2 separate regions of the Homo sapiens genome follow, and region 2 is linked to region 1. A link is an interaction called in ENCODE POLR2A ChIA-PET data of the cell type or tissue named here. Cell type or tissue: B cell. All regions are shown on one strand. Each heading gives the region's core, and the rest is flanking DNA. Links, peaks and the distances in the headings are about the cores only. Region 1 has its middle 7.4 kb from the start of SIRT5. Region 2 overlaps RANBP9 (RAN binding protein 9).

The links. Peaks named below come from ENCODE experiments on the same cell type or tissue, not always from the same donor. Only the 100,000 strongest peaks of a DNase experiment are listed, where the experiment ranks them.
Region 2: POLR2A ChIA-PET joins it to region 1 with 6 read pairs; 32 of 35 experiments call an interaction of 5 or more read pairs at or near these places.

The regions. Positions count from the first base shown.
Region 1 is chr6:13,564,500-13,569,884 of GRCh38, reverse strand. No RefSeq gene overlaps it. Among named protein-coding and RNA genes, the nearest start is that of SIRT5, 7.4 kb to the left of the region's middle. In B cell, for the core only: no CTCF peak of the experiment used is centred there; no DNase peak of the experiment used is centred there.
Region 2 is chr6:13,622,466-13,627,850 of GRCh38, reverse strand. RANBP9 (RAN binding protein 9) reads left to right here. Exons shown (of 14, transcript NM_005493.3): 13 at 2,087-2,198; 14 at 5,359-5,385. It also overlaps a transcript of NOL7 not described here. Among named protein-coding and RNA genes, the nearest start is that of NOL7, 9.8 kb to the right of the region's middle. In B cell, for the core only: a CTCF peak has its summit at 2,841 (motif pointing right); a DNase peak (open chromatin) is centred at 2,830; H3K27ac peaks cover 1,746 bases.

The DNA of each region.
Region 1 (5,385 bases), core at 326-5,325:
TGGGGGGATTCTTATAACCTTAGCTCCCTTGACATGGTCTCCTTAGCTTCTGCATCTTGGTAGGTTTGGATCTTTTCTAGCAGAGGGCCCTTCTCTTGACAGAAAGCTGGTAGAACAGGATTCTTCCCAAGAAAACTAAAAGCCAACTCCCTTTCCCATGGGGCCGTATCAAGTCCGTGGAAAACGTGCCTGAATCTTTTCACTGCTGAATCCTGGAAACAGAGGCATTCCTAACACAGCCCAAACTCTCTTGGGTCTGTTCCCTCAGGCCCACCTAGCCACTTCTTTCCTGTGGGTTTTCACAGGTACATATTGGCTACCAGTCCCTGAGGTCCTCCAGCTCTAGGGACACAGGTCAAGCTCTCTGGGTGTTTTTCTGAAGCCCTCCTCATTTGTCTTGAGGTGTAGGGAAAAGCTCTGTTCTCCTCACCAATGAGAGATAAGAAACATACCTGCATTTTAACAACGACAGTCAGAGAATTTTTTTCCTTTTACGTGTCTCTGGATGAGTGAGGGGCTAATAATGGCATAACAGTAACAATAGCTAATGTTTGCTGAGCTCTAAGCACCAGGCACGATTATGAACATTCCCCATGGGTTATTCTATTCTTCAATCCTCACAATGACCCAGTGAGGTAGAGGCTTTGATTTTCTTCATTTTACCGCATGGACAGATGAACTAATCTGCCCCTGGTCACGGAGTTGCTAACTACAGGGTCAGAATTTGGACCCAGGCCTTCTGGCTCCTGAGCCCATGCTGTTGCCAACTATGAATAGTCTAGCACCTCTCTTTCTAAGGTGGGGGTGCTCGTCACCTCTTTTCTTCTCAGCCTTCTGAACCTAAGCAACATTCTGAGGCAACCAGGGACATTGCGTGTAATATCCTGATACATGAAAACATATATATATAATGTTGTACATTATATATAACATATAAAATGTGCATTTTTTTCTTTTGCTCCCTACATTGTCTCTATTTTCTCCTGTTTCCTTTTGTGTTTGTTTTGGAGAGATCATGAGAGATCATGTTGGAGGCTTTCCTCAAGTATCTGATGATCCTTGACTGTTCACAGCAAGACACCAAAAATGGATAGGATGATCCCAGGTAGGGGTGGGGGTTGAGGAATGGCTTCACTGTTGGGCAAGGATAGAGCTAGTTCATTGGAGGACACAAAAAAATGTCAGTCTTTGAGGCTTTCAGGTATTTAAAGAAGCATCATACAGTATCCTGTTGGTGAAAGGTATGTGCCTGTTTGCCAGAGTTTTCCTGACTGAGTCGTGGAAGAGGGTTTGGGATAGGGTGGGAGGTCCTTAATATTAAAATGTAGACTTTCTCTTAGTCCTCTTTTTTTTTTTTTTTTTCCCAGTACAGCATCTCTCCCTCACTCTCCTCTGCTTGCTGTCCCCAGGTTGTCCCCAAGAGTGGTGCAGTTTTTCCAATGAAGAAAACTTTCGCTTTGTACAAGCATGTGGGGAGGCGAAGGAGAGGAGAAGATGGGAGGGAGGGGGAAGGAAGCAGAATTTTTTAAAAGCTATGCAGCTCTAGAAACTGAATCCTATTGATATTTTTGAAGGGAGCAAGTTAAATGTATAAATTGCTTTAAGGAGAATTAACAGATTTATGATAGTGAACTTTCCTATTTAAAAACAATGTTTACCTTTCCATTTATTCAAGTCATCTTGTAAATCTCCCAGGAATGTTTTCAACTTTCTTCATATGAATTTTCCACATTTTCCTATTTAATTTATTCCTAAATATTTTATAATTAAAAATAAGTTGTGGAAGTTAACCAAAGGATGTGTTCATTTCGAAAAGTCATCTTTACATGAAGAACTGAACAAAACAAAAAATAAGACAGTAGGTCAAAAGCTAAGAAACACGAGAATAAAAATCCAATATTCTTCAAATTGACTGGGTAGATGCAGCCACCTCTAGTATAATTTCATCCATCCATCCATCTATACATCCATCACAGCATCCATCCATTTATATACTCATTCATTTATCTTATATGTGCCAAAAACTGGCTAGGCCTTCAATGTGAGCTCTGTATGAGTACTGATAATATTAGCAGTGCATGGATGAAATAATAAAACTCTACTATCAAACATACTCTTTTTGTTTTTTTCTTTAGCCCCTCCTCAAAACTTTAAATACTGAAATTTAGTCTTTGCTTTTTCTCCCTTCCTTTCTAATACAGAGCTCTACAGGGTACCTGTTGTAAATATTAACATTTTCCTTAGGCGCATAAAGCATTTAAAAAATTTTTTTCATCAGAGTCTTTAAGAAGTTTAATATAATCTGGTGAGAGGTCAAGGCAAAAGATTGAAGTTGAGGCAAAACTAGTGCACCGGCATTGTCTCTAATCAGGACACTTTATTAGAGCGGTAGGAACAAAAAACACCCTCAGGAAACACACAGAAGAGAGCTTGGGTTTAAGTTCTACTTCAGCGGACATTTGTCCATTTTATTACATATTCGATCTGTATTTATTTCATAAACAGATTTGATCACTTACTCCACTGAGTGTGTGATAAACACTGGAGTGCATGTAGAAGTGTGTTGCAGGCAATGTTCTGTGGGACTGAAAAGCACAGGATTTAAGAATCCAGTCTTCACCAATTCTGTCTTAGCATCTTGAACCTCAGATTTTTCACCTTTCAGATGGGGCTAATAATGCTCATTCTGAATGCATTGTTGTAAGGATTAAATGAAATAAGGTATGAAGAGTATTTAACATAGTGCCTAGCATACAGTACCACCCAATAGGCAGTTGCTGTTCATTTGCTACTTTCCAGGACTAGGTTATGAAATTACTTTATACATTTCACTTTGAAATAACATCTGAGTAGTTATTAGCAACTATCAACCCCCTCATCTTTGTACTGTTTCATCAATCTCCTTGAAAAAGAAACCATATATCAACCCTCTTGGAAAGGCATAAAATGAATATTAACCAGATTCTGAAATTTCCGTCATGTCAAACAGGCGTGATTCTGAAAACAGCAGCATCAGCAACACCTGGAAGTTTTTAGAAATGCTAAATATAAATCCCTACTCTAAAATGCTCCATCAGGATCTGCATTTTCAGATCCTAAGGTGACTGTATGCACTTTACAGTTTGAGAGTTACTGCCCTTGTTTACCTACCAGTGGAAGTTCAAGAGGGCATTTACCTGATGATTTTTGGAAGCAGAGGAGGAGAATGAGACATAAGATGAGAAAAAAGCAGTGGAAACTCTTGGGACTTTCCACATGTCCTGGCCTCACCCAGGTCCACAGCCCTTTGAACTTGCTTATCCTCCCCATGATGGACATGTGTGGTACAAGATACCACCAAGAAAGGCGTATGTGGTGAACTGGCAGGGAAATGCGGAAGGGGGCTCTCTAGAAGACAGAGTGTGGACTACGGGGACCCTGGAAGTGAATTCATCCTCAGGAAAGAAACAGGAAGGCGTGTTGAGCTGGTCTCAACAATAAGTCTAAGGTCTGAAGCCGGGCAGCAGGTCTAAGTAGACAGAGCATAGTGGTCATGACGCAAGCCTGCCCAAGCCAGTCCCCTTGACACCACCTGAGCTTTAGAGAGGAAAGAGCTTATGTAAAAGTAAAGCATTTGGCTCATTAAATTCTGTGATGCCTGGGGTCTAAGGATCTCTCCTACGGCCTCTAAGAATATAAACCAAGAAGAGCAGGATTCACAAGTCATTATCCATCACACAGCACAAATGATCTGTAGGCAATGGCCCAAGGAGACTGTTGAGCAGTGGATGGGGATGAGTCATCCTGCTGACATGGGCACTGGCGTGAAGGGGTTTGAAGATGCCCCTTCACAACAAAAATCAAAGCAAAACAATACCTGGGATACTGTAGTGATGTAGGTATGGGATGTTTGACTAATAAAATAAGTAAGTGGTAATGAGCTTATTTATACTGTTAGCGAGTGAGATCTGCGGATGTTCCAGTTATAGAGGAATAGCCATTTGATTCTTAATTGCAAACAACGGAAACCAACTGGCTGACTGAACTATTAAAAAATGAATTCATTAAAAAAGATTAGGGCCAGGTGTGGTGGCTCACACCTGTAACCCAATATTTTGGGAGGCCAAGGTAGGAGAATTCCTTGAGGCCAGAAGTTCAAGACCAGCCTGGGCAATATAATGAGACTGTCTCTAGAAAACAATTTTAAAATTAGCCAGTTGTGGTGGCCTGTAGTCCCAGCCACTCAGGAGGCTGAGGCTGGAGGATGGCTCGGGCCCAGGAGTTTGAGGCTGCAGTGAGCTATGATCACATCACTGCATTCAAGCCTGAGTGACAGAATGAGACCCAGTCTCATTAAAAAAAAAAAAAAGTTTCTAGATAGCAACTCTATTCATAATCTCCCCCAAATGGAAACAACCAAATGTCCATCAGTAGGGGAATGGATGAGCAAATGGTAGTACATCATACAACATAATACTATTCAATAAAAAGCAATGGACTACATGAAACAATTTGGATGAATCTCAAAGACACCATGCAGACATAAAAGGCTACCTACTATATATTTCAATTTATATAACATTCTAGAAAAGGTAAACTCTAGGGATGGACAACAAATCAACAGTTGCCAGAAGTTAGGAGTGGGAAGGGGTGTGATTATAGACAGCAGAAGGGAGTTCTTTGGGGTGATTAAAATTGTCTGTATCCTCGTTGTCATAATGGTACACAAATTTATGCACATGCCAAAATCCACTGAACTGTACACTAAAACAAAACAAAAATGTGACTTAATTGTGATGGTTGGACAACTTTTTAAATTTACTGAAACTCACTGAATTGTTCAACTACAATGCGTGAATTTTATGATAAGTAAATTACACCAGGAGGAGTAGGGGATGAAGAGATAGAGAATGGCTAAAGTGGGTTCATTATACTATTCCTTCTACTTTTGTATATGTTTCAAAATGTTCATATTAAACACTTAACAGCTGGGCACAGTGATTCCTGCCTGTAACTCCAGCACTTTGGGAGGCTGAATGGGGAGCCCAGGAGTTCAAGACCAGCCTGGACAACATAGGGAGACATTGTCTCTACAGAAAATTTTAAAAATTAGCTGGGTGCGATGGTATGTGCCTGTAGTCCCAGCCATACGGGAGGCTGAGGTGGGAGGATCGCTTGAGCTGGAAGGTTGAGGCTACAGTGAGCCTTGGTCTTGCTACTGCACTCCAGCCTGGGTGACAGACTGAGACCCTGTCTCTAAATAAATAAATAAATAACAACAACAACAAAAGGAGGCTAGGTATCTCAGAGTCACTGAGGCCAGGTCTAGGACCACCTGCCAGGAGCAATGCTCAAAATTCCACTGCAGAACTGCTGCAGAAGGAACACCTCAGTAGCAACTACCAG
Region 2 (5,385 bases), core at 220-5,219, 58 kb before region 1:
CATTTTCGGTGGTGTGTTAGGATGTAGGCTATGAATATAGTTTTGTACTTGAAGTTTTTGTTTACCAAGTATTCCTTGGAAAAATTGTTCAGTATTTCTTTTTAAATTTATCTGTACTATGGGTATGGTACCCTCATCAGATGGTTGTGGGGTAAATTAAGTCTTGAGCAAAGCTCAGTCCTTAAAAATAACGTGATTTTTTTTTTTTTTTTTTTTTTTTGGAGATGGAGTCTCTCTCTGTCGTCCATGCTGGAGTGCAGTGGCGTGATCTTGGCTCACTGCAGCCTCCGCCTACTGGGTTCAAGTGATTCTCCTGCCTCAGCCTCCCGAGTAGCTGAGATTAGAGGCATGCACCACCATGCCTGACTAATTTTTGTATTTTTAGTGGAGATGGGGTTTCACCATGTTGGCTAGGTTGGTCTTGAACTCCTGGCCTCAAATGATCTGCCTGCCTCTGCTTCCCAAAGTGCTGGGATTACAGGTGTGAGCCACCACACCCGGCCAAAAACAAAATAATGTGTTTGATTTGAGTTAGCTTTACAGGATAAAGGGTCATATATTCTTTCCATGGGTTGGGAAGTGTGGGTTGGGTTAGGGGCGGGAAGTAGAACCAAGTAGCTTTGTGGGATGCATAAAACATCTTCATTGCTGGAAGAAGCAGGTCTTGCTCTCAACAGGCATATGAATTATCTTCCTGTACCAAGCACCTGCATAGCTTCAGGGGATTCAAAATAGTATAGTAAATAATTTTTATCTTCAAAGAACTTCTATTGTAATTGGAGGAGAAAACTACCCAGAATGAAATACTCAGCAATATAAAACAATGGAGGAGCCATGTGTGTTTGCGTAGAGGCACGTGTATTCCATGCCTTGTGGTCTCAGACTGACTTCACAGCATTTCTTCATGGGTTATTCTTCTTTAAATCCACAATATTAGAGGCTTATTTGGATGAGAAAGGGCAAGAGTACAGTTAATCAGAAGCCTTTCCCCCACCTCTGCTTTCATAACACTAGTAAGATAACTAGAGAAATGATGGAAAATGGGTGTGGAATCTGGTTTTTTGAGCAGCTGAACCTAGGAGATGGTGCTCTTTAGGAATTTCAGTAGTCAGTATTTTCAAAGTGTTGTGTTCCTGAACTCACAAATTGACAGTTTCTGCAGCAACTCTCCATGTCTGCCTTCCAAATTGGTAAGAGTGTTCTGAATTTCTCTATTTTTATATTTGTATAATATTGCTCTGGATTAGGGTATTGACTTTTGGCATAATAATAAGACGTCATTTATTGAAAGATTAGAATGAACTGATACTGCTAATTTCATTTAGTCCTCATACAAATCTAGGAAATAGGGCCTCTTATAGTCCCCATTATGCAGTAATGAAACTGGCACTTAGATTGTCAATTGCCAAAGGCTACACAGCCAGTTAGTGGTGGAGCTTGGACTTGAAGCCAGTATCTGAAACCACCATTAGTATGTGCCTCCCATAGAAAGAAGACAAAAAATATAAAGTAGTTGTTTGAAAAGAAGACGACTGTCAGTCATTTTAAGTTTTGAAGAGGTGTGGCTTGAGATAGTTGGAAATACTGAATGCATAAACAGGTCCTGAAGGGCAGCCTGTTTAATTTTTTCATAACTGAATTTGAGAAGATGACATCCCAGTGAGATGTGTCCAGTTCCTAAATCTGTTGAAAAAAGGAAATGCAGACAGGCCCTGTCCTTTGACTGTCACATTCATATCAGTAGTAATAAATTGTGAAGTAAAACATCTGAATGTTTTGCCTTCCACTCTCCCTACACCAGTACTAGTTCATTCCTTTGAAATTTTTTTTTCCTGTTTTGTGTTTAGGGATGGGAGGAAGTTGAATGAGAATGGCTGTCCACAGGAAAAATGAAAATAAATTAGGCTTTGCTGCATAATTTAATGTTCAAAAATGTAGAGCGTCCCAGTGCTGGGAGTAAATGGGTTTAAAGTTTACATTATTAGTCTGTGCCTGGAAGCCATATTTTACCTCTCAACTTGGAAACATTTGTGAGCATAATAGTTGAACTATTTGAATTAAAACCAAATCGATGTGTTTTCAACAGGATGCATTCAGTCTACTAGCATATTCAGATCCCTGGAACAGCCCAGTTGGAAATCAGCTTGACCCGATTCAGAGAGAACCTGTGTGCTCAGCTCTTAACAGTGCAATATTAGGTAAGTAAAGCCAAATAAGGCACAATTTCAGTTAGATTCTCTGAAAATTTAAGAGAGGGTGTTTGTACTGGCATTTACACTTTGGTAAAATCATCAGGAAAATGTTTTCTATATTTTTAAAATATAAAAATACCTAAAATATAGAAACCCCCTCCTTTAATTCCAGATTCAAGTGGATTTAAATAGAATAAAAACAGTAAGATGGGGTACAACTTGGGATGTTTGGGAAATAGAAGTTTTTGTGTGCATGTATGTAAGCATTTCTGGTAGCCACGAATGTCTACTTCTCTCATTAGAATGAGAGATTTGGTGGTCCTTGTGTATAATTCAAAATACTACCCTACCAGAGACATTCCTTACAGCCCTCTTTAGTGAAAGGCATTTTCTGCCACTGATTTCTAGGCTAGGAATTGGGTGGCATTCTCTCGTTTGGCTGCTGTAGAAGGAATCGGAGAACGTTAAGAACATAGATTAATAATTGTCACAAGAGTTAGGCTAGAAGGGAACAGGGTACATTTGAAGAAAAGAGGTCAAGAAAGGTTTTGATGGAGAGAATGAAAATGGAAGTAAGGGAGTGAAGAGCTTGAATATCAGAGAAGCTCAAACTGATCCAGTAGAGGGCAGGATTCCTAGCTGGTCCTCCCCTGTTACCTGGTTCCCAACCATTTTGCTTGAGCTAAATTTGCAATGGGTAGCAGCAGCCTAAGCCACTGGTATCACAGCTCCCACCATGCTTATGAATATGGGCACAAGGGGCTTCCTGATGACTTGTGAGTACCCGGCAGGATCAAGCCTTGATGTCACATTCTATTTGCATTTATATTAGCCGGATTCAACTACATGCCCTTACCCAATAAAAAGGGTGGGTGAGGAAGAGAAAAGCAATTTAAAAGGCGAGGCTTAGCCAGGGGTGAGCATCAAGTGCGAAACGCTAATTCGATGTTCGTTTGGTTGCCATTCCTATGAGCAGCTCACTGTAGCGTTTGTGATTATAGTATTTATATACTGAACAAGTACTTTTTATATGAATTGTGTAACTGCACATATTGTGCATTTCTATATAAATGTGATAGGGTCGATTGTTTACATAAAACAAGTTTGAGTTTTGGGCAGTTCTCATCAAAGGTAATTTATATAAAGAGTGAGTTTTCATTTGACTTCAGAGTCTAATTCCCAGGTAATTGGGACTCCAGTCTAGTTTAGAAGTCTGTGCTGTGCTGTTTGGCCCTGCAAGGTTCAGGGACTTTTAGTCACATATTTCAAACTAGTTTAGGAAGATGAGGGCAGTGCCACAAAAAGTAGATTAAAGAGTAGTTTAGATAGGGAGACTTGCAATGAGGGCCAGGACTCTTACAGCAAGAATGTAAAGGAAGCAATGAAAAGCATTCATATTTAAGACTCAGTCTGTTTCTTTGCCCTTAGAAAATTTATTAATTTGTTAAGGACCAATACTGAAGTTTGGGAATAGGAGTAGTGTCCTCAGTGTTGTAGTTCTCCGGAATTTAGGATTTGTATATAAATGTGAATTTTCTTTGGTTAATGTGTTATATTTTCATTGGTTCTACAAAATTCATTTAGCTCCGTTGGTAAAAGTAACTTAGTAATAATGCTGGAATTGTAAGGAAAATTATGGTTTACTATAAATGTCTTTTTGAAGTTATATTGTAGGTAATCATTAAGACCTAATTATTAGATGATACTAATCTTTAAAGTGACCAGTTTTCTTACAATTTAGTTTCTTGAGTTCTTCAAGGGAATTTAATTGTTGAGCACCATTATCTATAGACACATATACTCTTACATATTGTGCTATATTATGTAGATTCAGCCATAAATAGTGCTTAATCTTATTAATATAAATGTATGCGATTCCTGTAAAATTAATGACACAATTATTAAACTGCTATAGATGGGCATGTATATGTTTATAAATACCATGCTATATTATGTAGGTCCATCTATATAGTGTTATGAAAATTTCATACATCCAAAAAAGTTAAAGATGCATCGCCAGATGCTTCCTTTGGCCAAAATAAAATTAAAAAAATATTCCCTGTAGATGTTTGTCTTTGAGCACGGTCTTCCCTGTGAACCCTCAAGACACCACACTTTCTCATCAATCTATGTGCCCTTTTTTGCACACGTTTATTCTTAATCCTGTTTTTGTTTTCTCTTCTACCTTTAAGTCCTGAATTTGCTTCTTTCTGATATTGTGCTTTTTCCCTTTTGGAAATTTCCTCTTCTTTCTTCCACCATCAAATTGCATCCTCTGAACCAAGAGTGGAGTTAAACCATATGAAGCCTTCCTAGCCATGTGTCAACTGTTTTTGCCCTTTGTTGTCAACTGTGCCTATAAAGAACTGATTAGTAATTTTATTGATTAGTTTGGACATTGCCTTCTCATAAAGAGAAATTACCAGCTTCTGAGTCTGGCCACTTTTACCATTAGTTCATTTTTTTCCATCTCTGGCAAGGAACAAATTTTGTTAATTATTGCATTTGTACTACAAATGTCTGACAAAGAAACTTATGATATGCAGGACCCTGAAAATTTATTGGCATTTTTTTAAATGTCTGAACTGTCCACTGTAAATTAGCACCTCCAAAACTGTGGGGTGGCTCTGCTGTATGTTCTCTCACTGTCACCACCACCACTTACTCCCCACCAGCCCAAATAACATTACCTATATATGCCTTGGAGATGGCTAGGCAGCCTGTTTGGTCCTATCCACAGAGGTGGAAGAACCCATCAGTGGAAACTTGTAATGAAAACCTGGTGCCTTTTTTAGTTTTAGTTAGTATCAACTGACTTTGATCAACCAGAAGGGAAATAATTCCTTACTCTCCACTCCAAATATCAGATAAAAAATTGTACCTTTCCCATCATAGTTAATATGGAAGTATTTTAGTATCTGATACTTTAAAAGTCTGATTCTGCCAGAGTTTATCTTATAGTTGAATACACAATACCCACACTACCTTGTCAGAATAGTATGTCCAAGGCGGCATCTGTCTTTTGCTTAGAAACCTTCATTTGCTGATATTTCAGAGTGGTATGGGAGTGGTAGTTTTTAAAGTCATTGCAGTATTCTCCTGATTGAAATGTTTTTTAAAATGTCTTGCTAATTGCTGTTCTCATTTTTAAATTATTTTTCCTCAGAAACCCACAATCTGCCAAAGCAACCTC